Regions from separate parts of the Homo sapiens genome. Here region 2 is linked to region 1. Evidence: read pairs that join two places in POLR2A ChIA-PET (ENCODE). Cell type or tissue: B cell. All regions are shown on one strand. Region 1 overlaps MTFMT (mitochondrial methionyl-tRNA formyltransferase). Region 2 overlaps PLEKHO2 (pleckstrin homology domain containing O2).

The links. Peaks named below come from ENCODE experiments on the same cell type or tissue, not always from the same donor. Only the 100,000 strongest peaks of a DNase experiment are listed, where the experiment ranks them.
Region 2: POLR2A ChIA-PET joins it to region 1 with 9 read pairs; 3 of 35 experiments call an interaction of 5 or more read pairs at or near these places.

What each region holds. Positions count from the first base shown.
Region 1 is chr15:65,004,132-65,009,131 of GRCh38, forward strand. It overlaps MTFMT (mitochondrial methionyl-tRNA formyltransferase), which reads right to left. Exons shown (of 9, transcript NM_139242.4): 7 at 1,982-2,060; 8 at 723-805. Among named protein-coding and RNA genes, the nearest start is that of SPG21, 17 kb to the left of the region's middle. In B cell, no CTCF peak of the experiment used is centred here; no DNase peak of the experiment used is centred here.
Region 2 is chr15:64,854,747-64,859,746 of GRCh38, forward strand. PLEKHO2 (pleckstrin homology domain containing O2) reads left to right here. Exons shown (of 6, transcript NM_025201.5): 3 at 175-291. Among named protein-coding and RNA genes, the nearest start is that of PLEKHO2, 15 kb to the left of the region's middle. In B cell, no CTCF peak of the experiment used is centred here; no DNase peak of the experiment used is centred here; H3K27ac peaks cover 1,039 bases.

The DNA.
Region 1 (5,000 bases):
TAAGCCTCCCAAGTAGCTGGGATTACAGGCGTCTGCCACCACGCTCGACTAATTTTTGTACTGTTAGTAAAGACGGGGTTTCTCTATGTTGGTCAGTCTGGTCTCGAATTCCCGACCTCAGGTGATCCACCCGCCTCAGCCTCCCAAAGTGCTGGGATAACATGTGTGAGCCACCTTGCCCGGCTAAACACTCTTAAGTATGAAATATCTCACATGAACACCATATGATGCAAAATACCTAGGAAATGGAAGGAATGTAGAACACTTCTCAGAACACACCATGATCTTATAAAACAATAATGATTCCAAAGTTATTTTAAAAAGTTCAGAAATCTCCTCTTTACTACTGTTAAGCAGTAAAAGCAAGTAGGATATGTGTGTCCTGTAGTAGTTCAGTCAGATATTTTGATATGACTATCTTTTATGTTACCAAGCACAAGAGCTGTTAATTAAATTGGGCTACTGAAAATACACGTGTTCTTTTAAGAAAGCACTCAAGTTACTGAATCTTCTTTCTTTGAGTAATAATAATGCCTTGGCAAAACTTCATCACTTTCAAAAAATTATGCTAGAGACTTCACTATTTCTTAAGAAAATTAAATGATCTCCTGACCCAATCTATGGACAGGCAGTTAAGTGAAGTTCCAACTAAAAATAATAAATGATACAGACTATAACATAGTAAAACAACTATGATAACTTGAAACTAATGAAAAACATACCTTGCAATAAACCAATAGTATTTGTGACTGTTTGTGGTATATTACTGATCCTGGAATAAGAGCCTGTCCCGTTAATTTTGGATCTGAAGAATGGAAAAAAGAAAAGATATACAAGAGAAAAAAGCAATTATGCAACTTCATAGTACTTCTTAAAAATCAAAAAACATCTTGGGAGGCAGTACTGATACCGGAGAGAACACATTTGCTGATGTTGACTTTGTAAACCAAAACTTACAAGGAAACCACAGTGCTCTCTGTACATCAGAAACCCAAAGGAAAGCTTCCCATGCACATACAAAGCTATAATTCCTTTACCCAGTGACCACCTAAAATGCTGAATCTACAAGTTTTGTGTTAGCGCTTTGGTGAAATAACTAGCCAACAGGGGGAAATACATAGGATGTTTAGGATTTAGGCTGGCCCTTTCATCCCTGCCCAAACAAATCCTAATTCCTAGGTTCCTGGGGAACTCCAACTACCTCTAAATTAAACCAGCTTCCTCTGTGGCTCACATTCCTTCTGTCCACCGTATTGGCAGGATGCTGATGGGCCTCAGAATGGACTTGTGGCATGAAGTATGAATACACTCTGGCCTAGATTTTCACTGATTTGCCCAGATATTTTCATTATAATATTCACCAGAATGAAACTAATCGAGTCATTCTGCACTCTCTGAAAACCTTAAGGCAGGAAATCACAGAGCTTAAAATGGGATAGGAACACTGCTTTGCCTACTCCCCAGGGTCCTGTAATGATTTTTTTTTTTTTTTTTTTGAAATGGAGTTTCACTCATTGCCCAGGCTGGAGTGCAGCGGCGCAATCTTGGCTCACTGAAACCTCTGCCTCCCAGGTTCAAGTGACTCTCCTGCCTCAGCCTCCCAAGTAGCTGGGATTACAGGCATGTGCCACCATGCCCAGCTAAATTTTTGTATTTAGTAGAGACGGGGCTTCACCATGTCAGTCAGGCTAGTCTCGAACTCCTGACCTCAGCTGATCCACCCACCTTGGCCTCCCAAAGTGCTGGAATTACAGGCGTGAGCCACCGCGCCTGGCCTGTTCTTGTAATGATTAAATGAGAAAATATATGAGAATGAGTGTTGCAAAGAATAAGACAATAAGTGAATGTAAAGTATTATAATTACTGAACTGAAACAAACTAAAAGTTATTTTTAGTAATTGTGACATATGATAAAACAGACGTATTTCCAGATACACTACAGTGAAAACAGCTTCCATGTTAGCTATTCAAAAGTTAGTACCAGCAAGGACTGAACTGTTAACTTCTACCAAATCCAGAAGTTTAATGGTATTCGCCATCCAGAGCGTCTGCAACGGAATCTGCAAGTAAAATTAAAGAAGGTATGATAAAGGAATACACTCAACTCCCAAACCCTTTTCAACTACTATTTTGTGTTAATCTGGACTTTTCTTTCAATTAGAGGAATTGGGAACTCAGTCACTAAGTTTGATGGAACAGACCGTAAACATGACTCTCTACATCAGTGTTTCCAGGATTTATAAGATCTTTTTTTTTTTTTTTTTGAGACGGAGTCTCGTTGTGTCACCAGGCTGGAGTGCAGTGGCGCGATCTTGGCTCACTGCAAGCTCCGCCTCCCGGGTTCACGCCATTCTCCTGCTTCAGCCTCCCGAGTAGCTGGGACTACAGGCGCCTGCAACCATGCCCGGCTAATTTTTTGTATTTTAAGTAGAGACGGGGTTTCACCATGTTAGCCACGATGGTCTCTATCTCCTGACCTCATGATCCGCCCGCCTTAGCCTCCCAAAGTGCTGGGATTACAGGCGTGAGCCACCGCGCCCGGCCGATTTATAAGATCTTAAATGTTACTTTAAAATCAATGTTTATATCTAATATACTAATATTTCCAATTAAAAATTTATTATCCTTATAAAAAATGCAAGCATTACATTATGTTAAAAAATTTTAGAAAGTGATATTCTGTATTTATTCCCATCCCTATAGGTAACGACTGTTAAGTTTGATGTGCATTTCCCTGTATTTTTTTCTACAAATATTATTATAAAAATCTAGAACACAGTGATAGAGACAGGAGACAGCCAAATGCCACCCAGGTCATTATGCACAGTGGGCTTGACTCAACATGTCCATGGTGAAAAGTTCTGTCCCTTAACACATGCACAGTAAAGGAAATAAATCAAGGTGGCGTGGCTCAGACTAAGGGCCCGCATGAGCACTGGAAGAATGGGGGTGGAGCCACCAGGAATTTCTGCCTTATGCAGGGGAAGAGCCTGGCCTCTTCAGCTCCTGTGTGGTGGCCTGGTATTCAATCTGTGAGGTGGGAGCCTGTTGGCAGGACCCCCTCTTTTTTTGCTGAGAGCTTTCTTTTAATAAATTCCACTCTCCTCACCTTTCAATGTGTCCACGTGCCTAATTTTTCCTGGTTGTGAGACAAGAACCCAGATTTTAGCTGAGTTAAGGAGCAAAAAGTCCTGCATCAATACTGTTTTACAAGGACTTTTGTTATGTGACCATAAAGCATTGATGTTTCATCAGTACATACTTATCAATTTCACTCTATCTGCTGCACAGTAACCCATTTTATGAATATGTAATTTATGCAACTACCTTTATGATAGATATTTGTTATTTTCAATTTATTGCTATTTATAACACTATAAACTAGGGTAATAACCTTGTCGATATATCTTTGAGGGCTTACACATTTCTGGATAATAGTTTTGGGGTTTTTTGTTTTTAAAGTGGAATGCGTGGGTTAAACAGCATCAACATTTTATTGCTAAACTGCCTGGATAAGTGAGAAAAAAATATGATAATCTCTTGCTGTTTATTATTAGCGAAGCTGAGAAGCTGTCCATATATTTATGTGCACTTTTAATTTATTTATCTGTAACCTGCCTATTTATGCCCTTTGGTTATATTTTTTAAAACTGGGATGGTTATCTCATTAATTTGCAAAAATATTTTCTATATTTAGGAAATTAGCCTTTTAACTCTTACATGTGTTGTGAATATTTTCCTCAGTTTGTTGACTTTTAATCTTGGGGACAGCCATTTTTTCCATGCATAAGTTTTTTATTTTCATAATTATATTTCTAAGTCTTTTCTCTCATTACTTTGGTGGTTCGTATCATACTTAAAAAGGCCTACCCCACACTTTAAGATTATTAAATATTGTCAAATTATTCAGTTGTGCTTTTTTATAGTCCTTGTGATTTTACTTTTTATATTTAAATCCTTGATCCATCTATATTTTGATTTTTTTATTATGGTAAAAAACACATAAGAAAAATGTGCTCAATTAACAAATTGTAAGTATACCATACAGTATTGTTAACTACATATGCATTGTTATAATATAGCACTTACTATGATTTTAAAAGATAGGATTTGAGGGCTTCCCCCACCAATGGTTGGCCAGTTATCCCAATACTATTTACTAGATAATCCATCTTACCCTTCCCTCCAGTATGAAATACCACCTTTATCATGTAACACATTTCCAACATACCTGAGATCCTACAGCCTGATTTAAATGTTAATAAAATTTAACACACACCAGGAAATAAGTTCTCTAAAATTTCTGAATTGAATGCATTTATTTCCAGACTGTAGTTCAATCCTCTATTTCATACATGAAGAGAGTGAGGCTCAGAGAAATGCAGCTATTTTCCCAAGGTTGGACCCAGCTAGTTAGTAGCAAAGCCAGGACTGGCTTCTGTTTTCTGATTCTCAGTGCAGTGCTCTTTTTATGACACCCCTTAAAGAGGGTATTTAACTTTCAGAAGAGTTAGGTTGTTGTAATAATTTGAACATTAAATCAAATAAGTAAATGAATTTGAAGAACAAGTTCATAACTGTATCTATGTCATAGCCTCTTCTATAACTTGCTAGCTCACTTTTCTTTTGCCCGCTTCAATAAAAGTTCTGAAACGATTTTCATATGTGCAATTTTTTTCTTTTAAATAACTCAAAATATTTTTGAAACATGCTTACTGACTAAAAAAGATTTCTATTTACTGAGAGTAATAAACATGCTAGGTACATACTCAGAATATAGTCTTGTTCTTCGGGAGGTAAAGCTCACCTTATCATCAGAGCATTGTAGAAAGGAAAGGGATGGTAAGAATATAATCATTTTGGTGTCTGCCATCATTACTGCCAAAATAGTATGTTTGCATGAATTTACATTCACCTAGTTCATTTCCTTTGATCTTGCCAGTTGTGTACATGGTCATTAATCCCACTTTAGAGGTAAAAAAAGCAGAAGCTCAAAGACA
Region 2 (5,000 bases), 150 kb before region 1:
TGCACTTGCCAGGGTCTGGACACCACATCTTGGTGACTGATTGGCAGCCTGAGGTCCTCCCTCTAACCAAGTGATGTCCTCGCTGAGTGGGATCAGGGTCTGGGACATGAGTAGTTGAGGGTGGTGGTGGGTCTGACTGTCACCAGCTCATGTCCCTTCTGTCTCCCTCCCCAGGATGATCAGAAGTGTGTGGAGACTGTGGAGCTGGGCAGCTATGAGAAGTGCCAGGACCTTCGTGCCCTCCTCAAGCGAAAACACCGCTTTATCCTGCTGCGATCCCCAGGGAACAAGGTAGGGCGATGCCTGCTGCTGCCCCATCTCCCTCTAGCCCAGAGTCAGCTTGGGAGGCCTAAGCAGGTTTAAGGCAGGCCTGGCCCCTTGAAAAAGCCTGTTTTCCGTTGCGTGTGGCTGAGGCTCAGCCCTAGCAGCCACCATAGGTCAGACCTTTGCTCATTTTGTCTCGGAATCTTCCAAGCCCCTAGTTGATAAGAGATGCACTTAGGGCTCTGTTGAGAGACCTCTGCTCCCCTTTTCCTCTTGCAGGCCCAGGGCCTCCATCCCAGGCTGTAGTTGGAAAGTAGCCTTTGGGAGGTGGGGCACTTGGCTGTACCCCAGACCCTGGGGGAGGCCCAGGGCTGAGGCAGGAGAGCTGTGGTTGAGGCCTCCACCCTGCCAGGCCTCAACACCGTGATGCAGCCTGGGGCAGAGGGGGAGTGTGTGGCCTCCCTTCATCCCAGGCCTTTGTGGGTGGGCCCACCCTGGACTAAGGACTAGGAGGCCTGCAGCCCCCCAGCTTTCCTCCCCTTGCACTTTCCTTTCTTGGCTGTAGCTGGGGAAGGTCCCTGGCTTGAGAGAGTCTTTCCCTGGGACATGCTGTGTGTACAGATGAAGTTTGCTGTTTGCACCACATTTCTCTGGCGGGGAGTCTGGTGGGTGTTGACACATGGTGTAGCTTCACAGATGTCAGGAGCGAGTTCAGATTTGAGGCTGGCATGCACAGCACCTCTCGCCAGCTTGCACCCATCTGCGGCTGGGCCATTCCTTGCCTTGTCCTCTGCATGTCATGTGGAGCCTCGCAGAATAGGGCTGAGTCACAGAGGCTGGGAGTTGGGGAGCAAGTCTGGTCTGGGCCTGCTGGAGGCCATTCTGTTTCTCCCCCAGCTTTAGGGGATAGGAGCCCAGTCCTCTGCAGACCCTGAAGACCACAATGCTTTACTCATTGACCCTTTGTCCTACTGTGCAGGGGGTGGGGGCGCAGAAGCAACCAAGATAGCAGTGGAGGGGGCTGTGGAGCTGTGATACTAGGGAGCTGGAAGTGTATCCCAGGGTAGCGGCTGGTATAATTATAGTGTTATGAGGGCTCATGGGACTGGGCCCAGGTTTCACTTGACATCTGCTGCTTAGGGCTCTTTGAGGACAAAAAGAGTCACATTTTAATCTTTTCAAGGCCTGGAGCCCCTACCCTGTCCTGGAGACCCACTTCCTTCCTGAGTGGGCACTGTATATGTGGATGTGTGTTTGAGAGAGATGAGATGCAAAGTATGTTCTGTGTGAAGATCTGCCACCTGTGTGTCTGGCCCTTATGTGTGTATCTTTTTTTAATGCAGGTGAGTGCTCACCTGGCCGTGTGTCTGTCTGGGTGTGTGTCTTAGTATGCTATGTGGATGTGGGGTGGAGGGGGACCTAGCCTCTCTGGCCTCTGCCTGTGCTGTTCTGTGGGCCATCTCTTCCCCAGCTCTGAGAATCAGCTGGTGATAGACTAGGTGGGCTTGGCTCAGCTCAGGGTGGGACATCACCTTCAGAGAAGCCTGTTTGTGCAGCTGTGTTCTCAGCTGCTTCAGCCAACACCCTCCCTACCAGCCCCCAACCCTGCAAGAATTTAGGCTGGCTCTGAGAACAGGACAAGAATTTAGGCTGGCTCTGAGAACAGGAGATGGGGCTGTGGAGCAAGTGGTGGGTGCTGCGGATGAAACAGTGCATCCTGGTTCCAGCTCAAGGGTCCCTGACCCTCCCCACCCCAGGAGCTCACACAGATTGGGGCTCTCCAGAGGTCAGTTGGTGGACCTGGCCCAGGGCACCACATTCCCACATCCTCTCACCCTCCTTTCTCAGCAGCCTGGGTGTTCCCCGTCCTCAGTGAGGCCTCCAGCCGGCCAGGAGGTCACATGACCCTGGCTGTCTGGTCCTGAGGCCGCCTTTTTTCCCCTCTAATCAAATAAACAAAGACTCCAATGTCTTACATGCCCCTCTCCCCCTGCTTCTCCAGCCCCACACCCCTGCCCATGAGGTCACAGGCAGACGCTGCCAGGAAGCAGGGTGGCCACTGCTGGGCCTTGCTGCCCTGCTGGTCTCAGCCAGCTTGGCCCTTTCCTCTTTCCTGCCTCCTCTCTTCCCCTCCCACTTTTTTCCTCTCTGCCATTTTGTCCTTAACCTTTTCCCAGGCCTTGTGGGCCTAGTCTGTGGCCAGTCCTGTTAGCATCTAAGCTCCTAGCAGTGCCTATGTCCCTGGGGCTTCTTGGAAGTTCTCAGGGCAGGGACCTGTACAGCCTGTGGCCCTTCAGGATGGTTTTTGGGGAGAGGCACAGCTTCTTGGTATTCTTATTTTTTGAGACAGGATCTCACTCTGTCACCCAGGCTGGAGTGTAGTGGCATTATCTCAGCTTGCTGCAACTTCTGCCTCCTAGGCTCAGGTGATCCTCCCACCTCAGCTTCTGAGTAGCCGGGACTGCAGGCACACACCGTCATGCCTGGCTAATTTTCATATTTTTTGTAGAGATGGGGTCTCACTATGTTGCCCAGGCTGGTAACTTCTTGGTATTCTAATTGTTTCTATTGTGGTCATCCTTGTGGAATGCCTGGCTCGTTCAGCCAGATACAGGGTTCCTTAGGAGGGTGGAGCTGGGTCCTGTTTAACCTTGTCTTCCTTCTCCTGTGGGAGCCTTTTGGCTTGCACAATAGGTCTTCTCTGAGGCCATTTCTGCTTCTCACAAGGGAGCAGAAGAGAGCCGAGGCAGCCTGCTTCAGGTGGGCTGGGCCAGTGGGGAAGGAGCTGCAGTTTGGGCTGGGTCCAGTGGTTCTGTTCTTGTCCCTTTGAGGTCCAGAGTAATGAAGCGAGTAGAACTTGGTAATCTGACTTCTAGGCCTGCTCTTCTCTGGCCTCCTCTTGTTCCATTGGCTCCTGAGTTCAGCTGTACACTTTTCAAGCTCCCTGGATGCTAAATCCTGTACCATGCAGGGGTCACACCAGCTCTGAGCCTGTGAATAGGAGGAGCAGCTGGGTAGAAGGGCTGGCCCCAGACTCCCTTTCTAGCAGGTCCCGTCACAGAGTTGGGTGGCCTTAGCGACCCCAGATGCAGTGTGGTCTGTCTCTGAGCCCCCAGCAGCCCTGATGGCTGAGCTGAGGCAGTTGCCAAGGTGCCCTGGGGTTTCTGACTTAACTGAAGATCTGCTTCCAGGATCAAATTTACCCTGGTCATGCAAATGAGCATTTGGCTGTGCCTGGCATGGTGGGGGTGGGACCCAGGGCCCTGCATGAGGAGGAGGCAGTGGCAGCCAGGAGGAAATTATATAATGAGGATGCTGAGGGGGCCAGGCCGACCTCGGTGTTACATAACTGGAGAGTGGAGGGAGGGGAGGTACTATCTAACACCAGGGTGGAGGATGGGCAAGCTGGCGACCGCCAACAAAGAACTAGGGCATCTTGAGGTCAGAGAGTAGGCAGTGGTCCAAAAATGGTGAGGGAAGGAAACTTGAGCCAGTTCATTAATTTTTTGGCTCATTCATTCAAGAACTATTTACTGAGCACCTACTATGTGCCAGTCCCTGCTTTTAATCATGTTTAATTTCCCCATCATTGCTTGGTAGTAGGCAGTGTTATCCCATCTTACAGACGAGGAAACAAACTGTTTTGTCCAGAGGGAAGGCAATGGTGCTAATTCCTATTACTGAGTATTCACTCTGCCTAGCTCCAGATTTAGTACTTTAGATATATCTTTTTTCCCTCAATTAAAAAATAAAAAACTGTGGTAAAAAAAAATTTACCATCTTTTCCAGTTTGAAATTGCACAATTCAGCGGCATTAAATACATTCATGGTGTTGTACAGCTATCACCACCATCCATCACATAACTCTCCATCGTGTAAAACTAAAACTCTATGCCCATTAAATAATAATGCCCCATTGCCCCTCTCCCCAGCCCCTGGCAACCACCACTCTCCTCTCTGTCTCTATGATTTTGACAACTCTAGGTACCTCATATAGGTGGAATTGTACAGTTTTTGTCTTTTTGTGTCCAGCTTATTTCACTTAGCACAATGTTTTCAAGGTTCATCCCTGTTGTAGCATGTGTCAGATTTTTCTTCCTTTTTAAGGCTGGCTGATAATCCATTGTACGTATGGACCACATTTTGCTTATCCATTCATCTGTCAGTGGACACTGAGGTTGCTTCCACCTTTTGGCTGTTGTGAACAATGCTATGAGCATGGGTGTACAAATTGGATACATCATTTTAAAAATGATCTTCATGGCTCCATGAGGCAGGTTCTGGTGGTATTCTCTTTTACAGTTGAAGAAACTGAGGCCTGAGGTCAGACACCTGTAAGTGGTGGACTGTCCTGCTCAGAGGCCCTACTGCCTTGTCCACTGCGTGAGGCAGCCCCTCAGTTTCCATGACCTCACTCCTTCCTCTTATTTCCTGTCTGGCCATTGGGCCTGGCAGGGTCAGGGTTCTCTGAGCCACCCTCTGATTCTAACAGGAGCTCAGAGCTCCTACCTGAATTGGGAAAGGACTCATGGGTGGTGTGGGGTGGGTTTGAATGTAGACTGGGGCTATTCCTACTTTTCAGAGTAAACGGAAGCCCAGAGCCCAGGCAGCTGGCCTGGGGGAGTCCCATGGAGCTGGACCAGATCCGGGCTCTTTCCACAAGGCCAGGCTGATTCGAATCTAGACCCAGCTGCATACTGGTGGGCAGTGGGGAGGGCTTCTCTGTGAGATCTTTC